Linked DNA regions of Mus musculus: region 2 is linked to region 1. The links are chromatin loops, found by intact Hi-C in ENCODE. Cell type or tissue: gastrocnemius. All regions are shown on one strand. Links, peaks and the distances in the headings refer to the core of each region. The heading gives the core; the rest is flanking DNA. Region 1 has its middle 21 kb from the start of Nedd4. Region 2 overlaps Rfx7 (regulatory factor X, 7).

Evidence for each region. Hi-C counts contacts between places; a loop is a spot of excess contacts. Peaks named below come from ENCODE experiments on the same cell type or tissue, not always from the same donor. Only the 100,000 strongest peaks of a DNase experiment are listed, where the experiment ranks them.
Region 2: a loop joins it to region 1, with 2.5 times the contacts of the local background. A loop is called at or near these places in 4 of 42 quality-filtered maps.

The regions. Positions count from the first base shown.
Region 1 is chr9:72,668,467-72,676,808 of GRCm38, reverse strand. It overlaps a transcript of Nedd4 not described here. Among named protein-coding and RNA genes, the nearest start is that of Nedd4, 21 kb to the left of the region's middle. In gastrocnemius, for the core only: CTCF peaks have their summits at 4,227 (motif pointing right) and 7,190; a DNase peak (open chromatin) is centred at 4,235; H3K4me3 peaks cover 1,170 bases; H3K27ac peaks cover 6,489 bases.
Region 2 is chr9:72,610,466-72,618,807 of GRCm38, reverse strand. It overlaps Rfx7 (regulatory factor X, 7), which reads right to left. Exons shown (of 9, transcript NM_001033536.1): 7 at 6,980-7,187; 8 at 3,476-3,771; 9 at 1-2,171. Among named protein-coding and RNA genes, the nearest start is that of Gm23057, 19 kb to the left of the region's middle. In gastrocnemius, for the core only: a CTCF peak has its summit at 3,853 (motif pointing left); DNase peaks (open chromatin) are centred at 3,537 and 4,730; H3K4me3 peaks cover 237 bases; H3K27ac peaks cover 5,521 bases.

The DNA of each region.
Region 1 (8,342 bases), core at 219-8,218:
GCTGCAGGATCTCCATGACACAGGGCTACAACGGGATAACTGGGAAGAGTGCTGATGAAGATCTAATATTGATGGTGTCACAGAAGCTAGAGATCCTGAACAGTCAAATGACTCATTACAAGTGGAAATGTGTGGGACAGTGTGACACACCACAGCTTTCACGATGAGATGTTTTCCATGCTTTTTGTCATTTGCTTTCGTGGTTTTTTGATTGGGGACGAGGCGGAGGCTGAAAGGGGGAAGGGACGGACATACAGACATAAGGAATGGACATGAGCAGTACTCAGGTACTTGATATGAAACTCACAAAGAACCAATAAAGAGATTTGAAAAAAACAAAAACAAAAAAACCTTTAATCCCAGCACTTAGGAGGCAGAGGCAGGCAGATTTCTGAGTTCGAGGCCTGCCTGGTCTACAAAGTGAGTTCCAGGACAGCCTGGGCTATACAGAGAAACCCTGTCTCAAAAAAACCAAAAAATTGTATCTTGCCAAGCACAGCGGGACGCATGTTTTGATCCAAGCAATCCGAAGGCAGAGGAAATCTGAGTCCAGCAAGGGCTACATGGTTAAATCCCTGTCTCAGAACAAACAAAAAACATGTTGTAGAAGCTCTTCCATTTTTTTAAGGCTTAGTTTACTTTATTCATGTTTATGACTCGTGTGTGTGTGTGTGTGTGTGTGTGTGTGTGGGTGTGTGTGTGTGTGTGTACAGATGCCCATGTATGTCAATCAGAAGGTATCAGGTCCCCTGGAGCTAGAGTTACACAGCCATCTAACATAAATAGGTACTAGGAACAGAACTCAGGTTCTCTGCAAGCGTAGCAAGATCTCGTCTCATCTCTGCAGCCCCAGGGAAATAGGGACAAGGACAGTTTGGAGACACAGGGCACTCTTGCCTAGCATGATCCACCTTGGAAGGCAGTCAGCCCATTTCAACACCTCCTTTGTCCTAGCTTTTCATGATCTAGCAATACATTTTGAAACTCCTCTATTCCTTATTCCTGTTAACTCCTTCTAGGAAAGCAGCAAATGTCTTTTTCTTCCCTTCTCAGTTAAAGTTACAAGAGAAAGTTGGTAATAACTTACATAGAAATTACTCCACATCAAACACTGCTCCAAACAGTTTTTGTGGATCAGGGTTAGCTACTGTCGTTTTCTCCAAGTTGTACAGACTACACAGCAGTGAGAGAGTGTGGCTGAGACTACAGCACTCCTCCACAGGAAGGAGCACACAACACAGCAACCCCCTAGCCATACTTCGCCCCCACAACAGCTCTTCAAATCCCATCTGCTTTCTGTCTGTTCTCAGATCTACTCTGAAAAAGGTTTGAAATACTTATGTCTGGGTTCCTACACCGTTCTCAATTTGTATTCTTTCTCTCCATCTCTCCCTGACAGGTCATCAGTAGCCCACGCTGGCCCTAAACTCTCTGTAGCTGAGCAGGATGCTGACCTTCTGATTTTCTTGCCTCTCCCCTCACGCTTAGATTACAGACATGCATCACAACCAGTCTTCATGGTCCACAGACTGAACCTAGTATGTCCTAGGCAAACTGAGCTACAGCCCCTCCAAATAAAAACTAAGAATTGCTGGATACAGTAGCACATGCATTTAACCTCAGCACTTAGGAGGCAGAGGCAGGGGCTGGAGAGATGGCTCAGTGGGTTAAGAGGACTGACTGCTCTTCCAGAGGTCCTGAGTTCAAATCCCGGCAACCACATGGGGGCTCACAACCACTGTAATGGCATCCAATACCCTCTTCTGATGTGTCTGTAGAGAGCAATGTTGTATTCATATACATAAAAAAAAATCTTTAAAAAGAAGAAATTCACATGGGCAATACCCAAATGCTCTCACCCACATGTGCTAGCACACTCTGGGGCTCCCCAGCTGCCCCTTGCCTGGTGAGGCCATTGTTCTCTATTCAGCTATGGACATCTCTGATTTTGTTGAGGTGATCCCTGTGTTCACCTGAATGACATCCTGAATGCATCTTCTCTCCTGGAAATGGGCTCCTTTGTGGGAATGAAGAACCTGGACCCAGATCAGACCAGAGGTCACAGGGCATTGGCCAAGATATGCAAATCTCCTGAGGCACATCTGGTGACTGGAGGTTCTATCACAGGGTGAAGACCCACAAAAGCATTCTGAAAACTCAGTGACATCTCTGGAGCATCATGAGGACAGGTCTAGAGTTTACAGACAACCCCTCTTGAGACCTCATAACCAAATTAGAAACAGATACACAAGAGTTCCTTCGTGAGACCATTAACAGTGGATCAAGGTGAAGGCTCAGGGGCTTCTGAATCATTCAGACTGTGAACAATGAACACATGCTTGTTGAGACACGAAGCTATTGTTAATATTACCAGACAGCTAAAGGTAATAATCCTCACAGGCCCATGACTGTCAATGTACTGTATACATTTGAACATCTATTCTGCAGTTAAGAATGTTTGCTCTGCAGCCTTTAGGATGTGTTCTTAAGCCAAAGTCATTGGTAATACTGTACAATTTTTATCATTTATTTAAAGATTTATTTTTATTTTTAATTATGTTGGGGGGCGCTATGCATATGAATGCTGGTGCCTGCAGGAGTCAGAGGCAGCTGTTAGCTACCAGATACCAGACATGGAAGTTGGAAATCAACATGGGGCTCTGCAAAGGCAGCAAGAACTCTCAATGACAGAGCTTTCTCTCCAGCCTCATCTGATTTTTTCAAAAATTATGTTTTAACAATTTTGAAAAAGGCATTGGTGTCTTTATCCAAAATAGAATTTTTAATTTTTCCTTTAATTCTGTCAAGTTTTGAGCCATACATCTGCAAGTTCTGGTACCAGGCACATACCCATTTCTGCCTAATACATTCCTGGTGATTTTATTATCATTGTGAAATATTTGAAAATACCTTTCCCTTATTTTAGCAGATTTTAATTGTTTTTGATTTTGTTTTTTTCATGACAGGGTTACTCTTGTGTAGCCCTAACCATCCTAGAATGCTATATGTAGACCAGGCTGGCCTACAGAGTCAGAGATCTACCTGCCTCTGCCTCCTGATAGCTGGGATTAAAGACATGTGCCACACTGCCTGGCTCGTATTCACGTTAATCTTTATCATACCATTTTTGCATCCATTTTCCCCAACCTAGGTATATCATTGAATTTAAGTATGTTTTTTAAAGAGTTGCTTCATAATTTATGTGCATACAGTGTATGCCTCTGTGTTATGTGTACATGTGCCTGCCAAAGCCATAAGAGTGTTGGATCTCCGTGAGCTGGATTTACAGACAGTTGTAAGCCAGCTAATGTGGGTGCTTGTAATTATTACATGATTGGATACAAGTATATTAACTCATGTTTTCCTTCCCTTGTCCTGTCCCCTTTAAAAAGAATTGTTTTGTACTGACTTTTTAATTGTTTCAAGAACTTCAGTTTAAAATTTCTGCTTTTACAGCTCTAGAGTACAACTATGCTTGCATAGCTATGGTGGTGGTGGCACATGCCCTTAAATCCAGCACTTGAGAGACAGAGACAGGCAGTCCTGAGTTCAAGGCCAGCCTAGTCTACAGAAGTAATTTTAGGATAGCCAGAGAAACTGTCAAAAAGAAACAAACAAAAACAAAAAACCTCCAAATTTCTGCTCTTACAAAACCTAAAATTCTTCACATTACTGTTGAAATGTTGATATGATTATGTTTTCTATTTCATACCCTTAATGATTCACTTTGCCTATGCTTTCTACCACACGATCCTTCCATGCAGGGTCACAGCAAACACACACCCTATCCTTTATGCTGTTATTCCCATAAGCATTCCTTTCATCCCTTTTATCTAATATGAATCCGTAAGACAAGGTTGTTGAATCATGATTCCAATGGGCCCTGTATAAGGTTAAGAGCATTTACTGCTCTTGCAAGGGACCCAAGTTTGATTCCCAGCACAAACATGGCAGATCACAGCCAATTATAACTCTAGTTCCAGGAGACTAATATCCTCTTCTGACCTCTATGGACATCAAATGTTCAAACATATACATGAAGACAAAACACCCACACACAAAAATAAAACTTTTAATTAATTAAAAAAAAAAGCATCTGTAGATTCCAGGTATTTATCACTTCTGATGGTCTTTTCCTTTCTCTTCACCAGGAGCTTTAACCTGCTTTAACATTTCTTCTTTAAAAAGATTTAAGTTGTGTGTACATGTGTGCAGTGCCTGTGGAGGCCAGGAGAGGGCGCCAGATCCCCTGGAGTTGGTCACAGGCAGTTCCCAGGGAAACCTCAGTAAAAGCAATACAGGATTGCTGAGCCAACTCTCCAGTCCAGTTGTATATTTCATTGATCGTTTTCCAAATTTAGACACTTATTCTTTAAAAAGATTTTATTTCATTATTTATCTCTCTGGGATGTAGTTCAAACAGACCTTTCTTCTTCATCATCTTCTAATTGGTAAATGATCCCCATTAATCTATGTTCAGTTCATCTTTGTTCTATGTATCCATTCAGAAATCACGGCCAACCAAAGAACTTGAATTTCAATTATATTTTAGTTGTAGAGTTTCCCCGGTATTTTATTATTTATTTATCTATTTATGTCTCTACTTCATTCCTGAGATTTCCAATGTTTTGACTGACAATGAGCATATATTCTTTCTCCCTTTCTTTTTTTCTTTCTTTCCCACCCAGTTTTTGTTTCGTGGAGACAGAGTCTCGCTATGCAGCCCTGGAACTCACTATGTAGACCAGACTAGCCGTGAGTGCCTCCCATCACATTCTGCTCACATATTCCTTATTGATTGACAGTGTGTCCCACTTCCCTTGCTCTTTACAGACCAGGTGACTACATGCTGTACCGTGGACATTGTAAGCTGAGTTACAGAGACTCTGGGTTGTTTTTTTCTGTGTTTATCTATCTTGTTTAGACACTCACTCTCTGCTCAGATCTTCTGACACCAGCTGAGAGGCCAACTCTTTCTCTTCCAGAATCCCCACCACTGCCAGGCTTCCTGCCAATCTCTCATTTCTCCACCAGAGTCCAACCCCTGCTCCAGGTTTTCAGGCTGTGGAGACCACCAACCCCTGCCTCAGGTTGTAATTCTCCCTGGCTGACTAATTCCTCTAAGGGAACCCCGCCACACCACTGGGTCTCTCCCATGTAGCTCCAACCCAGTGCGCCCCGCTCTGCTCACTTGATACTCAGAGCTCCTTTTTCTACTGTAACCAGAGATTATGCTGGTTATTATCTGCTAACGGATTTAGAGAATTAAAATGCTATCAAATTCTGGGGGCAGAACTCAATAGTAAATCTATAACTACAACTGTCTTTAATTTTGCAAATTCATTGATTCAGATACCAAGAAAATAATCAGCCACTTACCCTGTAAGGATCTCACTGTGTACCAAAATTTGCTACTATCACTCAGATTTTCATTTAATCAAAGTTCAAGAAAGAAACTAAGCAATACTGTTTCCTTAAACCCCAAGCTCATGCATTGTTATTTACCTGGCTCCCAAGATGTCTTTCTTGGCCAGGCCTATGCCAGCTATAACCTTCACTCTCACAACTCGTGTGTCATCCTAAAATACAAAAAGGTGTTTTATTTTCATGTCATTACAAGCTATCTAATACAATAGTCACGAGAATACTAAATTCAAAGGAATATTTAAAAGTAAGTAATCTGATTGAAAGCTATATAGAAGAAAATAAAGACAAAATTTACAATTTTTAGATACATTTAATCACACACACAAAAACCAAAGAACTAAAGTCAAGTTATTACACATAGTAATTTAGCTTTCTTTCTTTTTTTTTTTTTTTTTTTTTTTTTAAGATTTTATTTATTATTATAGTAAGTACACTGTAGCTATCTTCAGACACACCAGAAGAGGGAGTCAGATCTTGTTACAGATGGTTGTGAGCCACCATGTGGTTGCTGGGATTTGAACTCTGGACCTTCGGAAGAGCAGTCGGGTGCTCTTACCCACTGAGCCATCTCACCAGCCCCCTAATTTAGCTTTCTTATAATAAACTTTTAATGACAAATTATAACTAAGGAAGTTACCACTGTTGCTGTGTTCATACCATGAAATCAAAAGCTCATAGTCATTTGTAATAACTACAAAGAAAAGGTAGTTTTTAAGTACCATTAAACAGTTTATAAATAACAGTGAACACACTATGATATGTCAAATACCAATGATCTTGCATGTCAACAGTGGAATGAGGTCTCATGGGAGAATTTCCTTGTCTTAAAAGAGATATATCATCTGAGGGTAGCTGGGGGGAGAAGTTGGCAGGGTAAATATGATCACATTACATTGTCTATGGCTAGGTGTGGTGATAAGCCACTTTAACCCCTTGGAGCCAGCACTAGAACAATTCAAGACCAGCGTGGTTTACATAGCAAGTTCCAGGCTAGTCAGGGCTATTATGAGATCCTGCCTCAAAGGAAATTCATTAATTTGGGGGGTTGAGAAATAGCTCAGCAGTTTAAAGCATTAGCTGTTCTTCCAAAGGATCTGGATTCAATTCCTAGCACCTACACGGGGGCTCACAACCATCTCTAAGTCCAGGTCTAAGGTCTGAAGAGGCCCTCTTCCAGTCTCTATGGACACTAGGAATACACACCATATAAAGGCATACATACAAACAAAACACCCATACGCATAAATAAGAATTTAAAAACATACGTTGTGGAGCTCCAGGTACGGATCAGCAGTGAACAGCACGTGCTCCTCTTCCAGGGAATTCGGATTCAACTCCCAGCATCCACATGGAGGCTCACAAGTATCTGTAACATCACTTCCGGGGGATCCGCCACCATCTTCTGTCTTATCCAGGCAAAACTCCCATACCCATAATTTAAAAAAATAAATACATTGTTGTGAAATTCTCAACAAAATAATAAAAATATTATACTTTCTAAAGTGATGAATAACAAAGTATTCAGCAGAAAATGGCACAAATTCTGTAACTTATTCTCAAGTGGCTCAGCAAATAAAAAGTTGGATGTGAGTCTGTGCAAATGTAGGTAATGTCTCCAAGCTGTGGACTACACTGTTGTACGCACTCTTAACCTACAGATTATAAATCGTTTAAATCAAAAAAGGGTAGGTATTCTGGATTCATTTCAGATACTGGGGAAAATATTCCAATAAAAAGCAACCTTGGGGATTTGGCTTAAAAACATTCAGTCCGCCAGGCGGCGCACTTAATCCCAGCACTTGGGAGGCAGAGGCAGGTGGATTTGAGTTCCAGGACAGCTGGGGCTATACAGGGAAATCAAGGCAAGAATTGAAGCAGCTCTCATATATACTCAGTCACGAGCAGAGGCTTGCTGCCCATCAGTCAGCTTTCCTCTTACATTGTTTGGAACCCCTGCCTAAAATGTCTGTAAGACAGTTCAGTATAATGCAAGCTTCCGTAAACTCAGTGCACAGCCTGGTAATACTGTGTTCATTCTCTTTTTATAGACTCATGCTAACTGTGCTGGCTAGTTATATGTGAACTTGACACAGCTATTGTCATGAGAGAAGGAACCTCAATATAGGCAGAAAATGTCCCAAGACTGGACTGTAAACTAGTATTTGTAATTAGTGATTGATGTGAGAGGGCCAGGCAACCTCTATGCTGGTAGACTTGGGTGCTTTAAGGCAGGCTGAGCAAGCAATGAATGACGAGCCAGTAAGTGGGCTCTACAGTAGCTTCTGCCTCCAGGTACCTGCAAAACCTAGAGTTCCTGCTCTAAATCCTTCAATGATGGACCACAATGTGGCCAATGTAAGCTAAGTAAAGCCCTTCCTCCCCACCTCACTGTTGGTCATAGTGTCTCTCAGACAATAAGACACTAAGACAGGTGAGAATAAGTTACTTGAGCTGAGTGCCACTCACAATAAACTGGGTCTTCTTATATGAAGTAACCATCAAGACAACCCCCACGGGCTGGTGAGATGGCTCAGTGGGTAAGAGTACCCGACTGCTCTTCCGAAGGTCAGGAGTTCAAATCCCAGCAACCACATGGTGGCTCACAACCATCTGTAACAAGATCTGACTCCCTCTTCTGGAGTGTCTGAAGACAGCTACAGTGTACTTACATTAATAAAATAAATAAATCTAAAAAAAAAAAAAAAAAGACAACCCCCACACATCTGTTCACAGACCAACCTGATTCAGATAATTCCTCATTAAGAGCCTTCCCCTACTATTTGTACATAGTTTTAATGCCAGCACTCAGGAGTTAGAAGCCAGCAGATAGATCTCTGGACTATATAATGAGTTCCAAGGTAGCCGGTGCTACACAGTAGGATCCTGTCTCAATATACATATTTTTCCACATACAT
Region 2 (8,342 bases), core at 266-8,265, 58 kb after region 1:
CGATCTTCTACTAGTTCCTGATAGCTTGGGAGAATGCCATGACCAGAAACCGATGAATTACCAACCCCACCATACCCATTATTCATCCATTCAAGCTTGGTTTTATCAGGGTGAGTGGCCATGGGTCTTTGCATTGGTTTCACAGGACTGCTTGAGACAATGCTGGCATCGTGATATGCCATACTGGAGCTTATTGGAGTGAATGCAAATGGATTCCTGCATTCAACAGGGCTTGGAGGGACGCTACTGCTGCAATTAGAATGAGGAGTACCAATGGGTGTGTGTCGGCTACTTCCTAAAGCACTATCCACAGGTGTTGTCTGGGCAAGCCTGGAACAAGGGCTCTCCCGTGACAGACTCTGAGACCCAGCAATCATTTCAGACGTTGGGGTTGGAGTTGGGGTTGGAGTTGGTGTAGGAGTGGGTGTGGGTGTAGGTGTGTGAATTGGAGTGCCATTGCTATGAATTGGATGATAGAAGTGAGTGCTGGAAGCATGAGATGACATTGGAGCTCCTGGAGTTACTGACTGATTCTGAAGGCTCATTCCCAAGCAGTTACCATAAGAATGTGAATTATTCATTGACATCTGCTGCTCCATAAGTACCAGCTCTTCCACAATGCTATCTTGTGTAAGTTCATCGTCAAAAGGAAAGTAGCTTTCATTTGTCTGGGAAACAGAAGACTCAAACTCTTTCAGTTCCGATTGCAATGGCAACTGATCTGAAGACTGTGCTTGTATTTCATTCAGAGAAGATTCTGGTATCTGGCTATGTAGCTGCTGGCTGTATGTGTCCTGTGGCATCCCTTCTAATTCCCAAACAGATTTCTCTAAATCATGGATGTCAGGATGCTCAGCAATCGTCATAACACTAATGTCTTGCTGATGCTCACAGCTGGCAGCTATGAAGTCAGAATCCTTAGTAACTTGTTGCCATTCGTTACGATTAAAGCTGCCATCTGATTTTGACTCACGGTCCAAGAGAAAGACACTCCCTTCAAGTTTGACTTTTACATCCGGAGACGATGATGGCGTTGTCTGCTGCTCCAGAACTGGTTCACTGGTGACAAGAGCAGGGTTCACGGGCTGATCCTCTATTATCTGTGAACTGACACTGATTGACACCTTGTTAGGAATCTGAGCACCTGCTGTTGAACTTTCTGTTTTCCCTGAATGTGGAACCTTTTGGTCCTTTTTAACAGTGCCTGGTTTCTGACCTTCTATAGTAACTGCAGAAAGCTGTTCCACAATTGGTTTCTTTACAGGAGGCACCTGAGACTCTTGCAATGTAGCAGACAGTCGTTTCCTTGGACTTTTAGTGCATATTTTAGGGTCTTTATTTACTGAGTCACCATTAGATGGTGAGCTGGTGCTGGTGAAAGGTAAGTTCTGAGTAGCAACCGAGAGAGTAACAGTGCTTTGATTATTGCCTGCTGAGATGCCTGACAGAATTTCATTACATCGATTTTTACATTTGGTCCTCTGGTCACAGACCTTAGTTGTTTTCACTTCAGTGACACCTTCATTAGAAGGTTTTGGTACTGTTCCATCTGTATTACTTTTCTGGCCCCAAAGGGCACTAGATGTTGTCAGGGGAGCTTTTGTCTCCTCAGAGTTCTCTTGGCACTGGAGAGGATGCTCATCTGATGAACCTTCTGGTTCCATTTTGACTTCCACAGCCGAAGTTCCCCCAGTGCTGCTAGCCCTGGACCCAGGAGACTGAAGAGAAACGACAGAACCATTCTTGATCTGAGGAACAATCCTTGATTCCTCTGTTGTTCCAGTAGCACTGCTGACTGAGGCAGAATGTTTAAGAGGCGCATTACTGTTACTGGGTGTGAGGGATATTGTTGTCATTTTCACCACATTTAGAGAACTCATGTGTGATGCAGGTACCACAGCAGTTTTGATGGGACTGCTAGTAAAGAGCACAGTTGTAGGAGAGCGGATGGTGAGCGCACTGGTGTTTGCTGGCTTGGGTAAGATCTGAGGGTAGCGGTGTCTGGCAGAACGGTCCCCACCAGGACTGGCTGGAACGTTCTGAGGAGTCTTTGGTGTCTGTTTCACAGACTGCATGTGCTGAGTGACCACTTGCACATTGAGGGGAAGAACTTTGCCATCAGGAGAATTCATTGGACTTGGTGAAGTTACTAACTGCCTTGTCCGCTGGACCTGCAAAAAGGTAAAAAAATCAAAAGTCCATTTTATAAGTCTAGGGTACAACAGTACATGTGTATAGTATTAGAGGATTTATTAAGTGTTAATTTAAAAGAAAAAAGGTCATTATAATGTTAGAAGAGAGTTCTTTTGTATCATTTTGTACACATATTTTTAACAAGTATAACCACAAAGCAATATACTTATGAAATACAGTAACACATGGGAAAAAAGTTAGGTTTACTTTCCAGTTAACAAAATACTTCATACCTATAACAAATATTTGTCTAATGAGTGGGTTAAAGACGTTACAGTGAGAAGGAATACAATCATGAAGAAAGGTAAGCTCTCAAGTATCTAAGAGCACAGTTCACTCTTGGGAAGTCTTACACAGCTCAAGTTTGCCCTGGACTTTAGTAACTAGCTACTAGGTTTCCTTATCCACAGTAGGCCTCCTGAAATCTGCTCTTAGGTGAGTAGTATGGCCATCAGATATTAAAAATTTTAATGGAATAGCAATGATGAAAGATAATGATACCAAGAAAAATTAAGAGAAAATATCTCCTTAATAATCATACCAATAGTAATTTAAGGTTACCACTTTACTTTAGGAGGATACACTTGCATTTGAAAATCCCCTTCACTATAATGTTAGTTGTGTGAGAGTGACCTTAACAATCTTCTACTCCTATATCTACCCAGATGCAGGCTAACCAAAGATGCAGGCCCACATTCAAGTATAAAATCATTAATAATATATTATAACTTGATCTAGTTCAATATTAAGAAAAACATTTAGGCTCCCAAAAGATTCTTGATCCAGCCAGGATCAATATTAAAAATTTTTTAATAAATTTAATCTTACTGAAATTCTGAATGCTTATATGCACACTTTACAAATCTTCATCTTTTGTATCTTTAGTTTTATAAACTTTAGGGTTTGCTTTTCATTAGCAATAAATATTCGGAATGAAAGATGAATGACCAGCCGGGCGTGGTGGCGCACGCCTGTAATCCCAGCACTTGGGAGGCAGAGGCAGGCGGATTTCTGAATTCGAGGCCAGTCTGGTCTACAAAGTGAGTTCCAGGACAGCCAGGGCTATACAGAGAAACCCTGTCTCAAAAAAAAAAAAAAAAAAAAAAAAAAGAAAAGAAGGAAGGAAGGAAGAAAGAAAAAGAAAGATAGATGGATGAATGACCAAGGATAGTCTGGTCATAAAACCAGCTTATGACCCTTGCCATCTTCTCACCTGTTACTTCTAATAAAATAAATGACTTCCTACCATCTCAGTAAGGCCAAACTCTAGTGATAATATTACCGGAATGGGGCTAGGGACAGCTGCCACCACGATCCCAATGGGCTGGGGAGAAAGGATCGCAGGGTTCCCATTGGGTAGATTAGCCACTCCGTTGGCTGTAGTGCCTTCTGGCTTTTTTGCTGAGGATTCTCCTGGCAATGGAGATTGTAGTTTCTGTTCTTGCTGCTTTTTTTGAATTTTCCGTTGCAACTGCTGCTTAGCATCAATTGGAGATGGCAAAGTCTTTACTTGAGGTTGAAAGGAATTACTTTCAGCTGTAGGTATAAAAGCAGAAGGCTGGGGAATTCCTTTAAGTCCTGAAAATAAACACAAAGGAAAGCTAAAACTAAACACTGTCTTGTGGAAGGCCGCATTACTCAGTTTCTTTGAATGTGTAGCCATCTGCTGGACAAAGTGTCTAAGCTTGCAGCACACTCTAATTAATTCACAGCTTATTTACAAAGCAAAGTAACAGACTTCTATTTACAAACCTCTGTCAACAAGAGTTTAATATCTTAAAATATGGTTTAACCAGGCCAATTTCAGTTAAGTAAACAATGGCAGACAATTTAAAAAGATTATTTATATCATAAATGTTGGAACACTAAGAAAAATACATGCCAACAGAGCAGTTTTACATTGTATTAGATGCCAGCAAATTCCTACCCCTTTCTGTGATTAGAATGAAATTAATAAATTTTCATAATTTAAATATTTAGCTCATAAGGATAACCTAATAAATATTTGCTAAAACCACTCCATAGCCTAATTTATGTGGGGAAAACAAGTTTTTAATCTTACCAGAAATTGAACCATTATTTTAATTGTTACTTAATGATTATTCCAGTGTGACCTAGAGAAATTTAGAAGCAGAATTTCTTTGTAAGACTAAGGTTAAGGCATTTTGAAAAGTGTCACTGAGAATACTTTTTAAGAGTAGTAAGATAGCAGGAAAAAAAAAAAAGAAGAAAGAAAGAAAAAGCAAGATAAAAATTGCACTTTGCCTTTGGTCCCTTAGCCAGGCTCTGCTTTGCATCAGCTACAACTTAGTGCAGGTGCGGGAGGGAGGGAGGGAGGCTAGGAAGAAGTTAAAAACACAGGAATTCTCCTTTGCAATCTCTGGTTGATAATCCTTCATTTTTGATCCTCTCCTTTTCTATTAAATGCTGTAATTACTGTTTTTCTCTTTGAACTCAGTCTTACAGCTTCCTTTGGCCCTGTCTCAGCGTTACTCCTAGCATCTGCACCCAGGAAAGCCTCTGCCAACGGCTCACAGCTTTCTGCCTTGTCCTCTTGCCAGGGTTTCTGGACAGGAATGATTTCCAAGCAGCTGACTTACAAAAAGGACATTTGTAACACAACCTGTCTTCAAGATGGACACTGTACTTATAAAAAAATTAATTTGCCTTCAAAGGATGAAAATTAATTTATCATGAGTATTCTTTTAAAAATGTACTAATAGTTGAGAACAAAATTTCAAGACTGAAAGTGTTTTCAGTAATGATATAATTGGAAAAGTTTTGTGTTCTCATATGTTGCTTCTAAAAATAAAAATCACCTGTTCACACATGTACTTTTTAGTACATTAAAAAAATTTATTATTTTATGTGTATGAATATTTTGCCTTCATGTATGTACATATGTGTATTATGTGCATGCCTGGCACTTGCAAAGGTCAGAAGAAGTCTTTGGATCCCCTGGGACAGGAGTTACAGAGGGTTGGTTGTGAGCTGCCACATGGGTCCTGGGAATAGAACCCAGGCTATCTGAAAGAGCAACATGTGCTCTGAACTGCTGAGCCATCTCTCTACTTTACTAGACTTACACCTCAAAAATCCCTTCATTCTCTTTTGGTCAAATTTGCAAATAATGGGAAACAGATGGTACTTCCAAAAAATCCAAGCCCCCATCCACAGAGGTACCCTTCCAACTGTCAGTGAGGAGAGTAAAGAGAGATTAGAGTGTTCTGAAGGCTCCACACTCTTCAAAGTCTTATTTTGCAAGAAGATAAGGAGTTAGTAAGAGTAACTGAGGTAGCCTGGTCTTTGGAGACAGGCAAACAGTATTCAAATCCTGGTTGCATTACTTCTCTAGCCAAGGACAAACTATTTCACCTCCTAGAGTCTGTTTCCTAGAATGAACTTCACCTTTTTCATAGGCATGAAAGAATTAAGGGAGCTAACATATATGTGAGCTATTTAGTGACACACATTGGGATTTCTAGGCAATACCATGCTTGTGTCTAATTAAGTGAAAAGTCAGGTTTGGTCATATACAGTTTATATTCAGGAAAGAAAAGTTGTGACTAGCAACTGTGAGAGGCTGCTTTGCTGATACTGGTACTCAATTGGTCATAAAATGAAAAGGAGAGATTATATACACTTATGCACAACATGAACAATAAATCTCTTCAGGATAAATGTAGTGCAGATTTAAAAAATATAAACTTAGAAGACATATCTTGGAGAACAAGTTCCATGTTAATATTCTTCACAGAAATAATTTTCTAAGGTAATATAATTTATTCACTCTACAATCTGTCAGGTATAAGTGAATTAAGGCATTTAAAATTTTCCATTAGAACTGATACCTTACATACAGCTATTCAATTAGCAATGCATCAGATATTCCAACAATAATGTTAATTACTAAAGTTGTCAATTACAAAAACTTCTCTTTGAATTAAAATTATCATTTAAACTGCCATTAAAGAAATTCTCTTTCAGCCAGGTATGGTGATAAATACCTTAGAGATAGAGGCAGGAGGATTTCTATGTTTTGTTTCAGGACAGCCTGGGTCCTATTAATAGAGGGACCCCATCTCAAAAACAACAAACTAACCAACAAACCAACCAAAAACAAAGCTCTTTTTATTTTATAGTACCACTTCATAAAATTTATTTTTTAAATAAAACCAGGTAATCAGTCAATGATGTTCAGAGATCATTTTATTTACAAGATTAATTTCTGGGACAGGAGCCTAGCACATAATTTTAAAATTAGTTTTATTTTACTTTTAACATTTAACTAATTTAGACATATAGACTTAAAAATACATATATTCTTTACATTTAAAAACAGCTATAAAAAAGGTATGGTAGGGGAATTCAAATAGTTTATTCTAGCAGAGCAACACAGAAAAGTAGATTAAACTCTACAGCTTAACAATATAGTTTTTATTTTATTAGCCTAATAAAACATCTGCATTTAGTGTGAACTGAAGTAAGATTGAACTTATACATATACTTAAATGATGAAGTTCTTTGGTCACAGACTTCATTAATCGATTCTCTAAACTTGATTTATTTATTTATAAATGCACATGTACCAGGGAGTGCATGTAGAGGTCATAGACAACTTGCAGGAGGGGAGTCAGTTCTCTCCCTTCATCATTCTGTTTCTGAGGCTTGAACTCAGGCCATGAGGCTTGGTAGCAAGTGTTCTTACCTACTGTGCCGTCTTACTGGCCTGCAAGCTCTCGTTTGCTATCGGCTCTACCTATAGCAATGCGGTCAGTTTCCATACCTGCCGGTGCTGCCGCCATCACAGTCAGAGCTGCCATTGACTTGGTGCCTATATAGTGACTCTTTACAAGGAAGTGGGCTAATTCCAAGACTGTGTCAAATGGCTGGCTTAACACTTTCTGGGCCCACTCACACACAAGACGGCAAGCAGAAGAGATAACTTCCTCATCAATATTTTGAAGCTGCCCAGATGGTTCAACTCCTTCCAACTATACAAAGGAAAGAGGAAAAGTTAACTTTACGAAATACTACTACTACTACTACTACTACTACTACTACTACTACTACTACTTCTTCTTCTTCTTCTTCTTCTTCTTCTAATGTTCAGAGAAATTAAGATGAAGTACATTGACGATATATATATATATATATTTTTTTTTTTCGAGACAGGGTTTCTCTATATAGTCCTGGCTGTCCCGGCACTCTCTTTGTAGACCAGGCTAGTCTTGAACTCAGAAATCAGCCTGCCTCTGCCTCCCAAGTGCTGGGATTAAAGGCATGTACCACCACGCCCGGCTCGATATGTGTTCTTATTGGGAGATACAAAATACATCTCTTGGATCAAAACAGCATGAAGGAGCTGTTGGAAGACATGTAACAGCTTTGCACATAAGAGCGAATCTGTAAAGAACAGTCAGTCAAGAGTAGGGTGAATATAGCACTTTAAATAGCAGCTAAATCAAGGTGCAGTGTTCCACACCTTTAATTCCAGCACTTGGGAGGCAGACACAGGTGGATCTCTGTGAGTTCAAGGCTACTGTGGTCCACATAGTGACTTGACTTCTAGGACAGAGAGGCCCATATAGAGAGCCACTGTCTCAAAAATAAAACAAAAAGAGCAACTAGGCACAAATAGATGTTTTTGGCATTTCTAAAGCTTTCTTTAGTATCAATAAAAACTACATTGCGTAGTAGCCCTGTTTTTGTTTTGTTTGTTTTTTTCTTTAAAAAAAAAAAAACAAACACATTTATTTATTTTGAATACACTGTAGCTGTCTTCAGACACACCAGAAGAGGGCATCAGATCCTATCATGGATTGTTGTGAGCCACCATGTGGTTGCTGGGATTTGAACTCAGGACCTCTGGAAGAGCAGTCAATGCTCTTAACAGCCGGGCCATCTTTCCAGCTCCCTGTTTTCTAGAGAGGTCAAATATAGCTATTTTACAAGACTCCCTTATGTATACATGTATCATCAATATATATTATGGACATACCTACAAATTAGTATCTTAGGTCTTTATTCTCCTGAATTTCACGGTGATATAGGTCATTTTCACTAACATCCTTTGGCCATTGTGGGTGTTTTCCCCCCACTCTTTCTTCTTTTTATTTGTGGAAGGAACAATTCTCAGTTCCCGATTT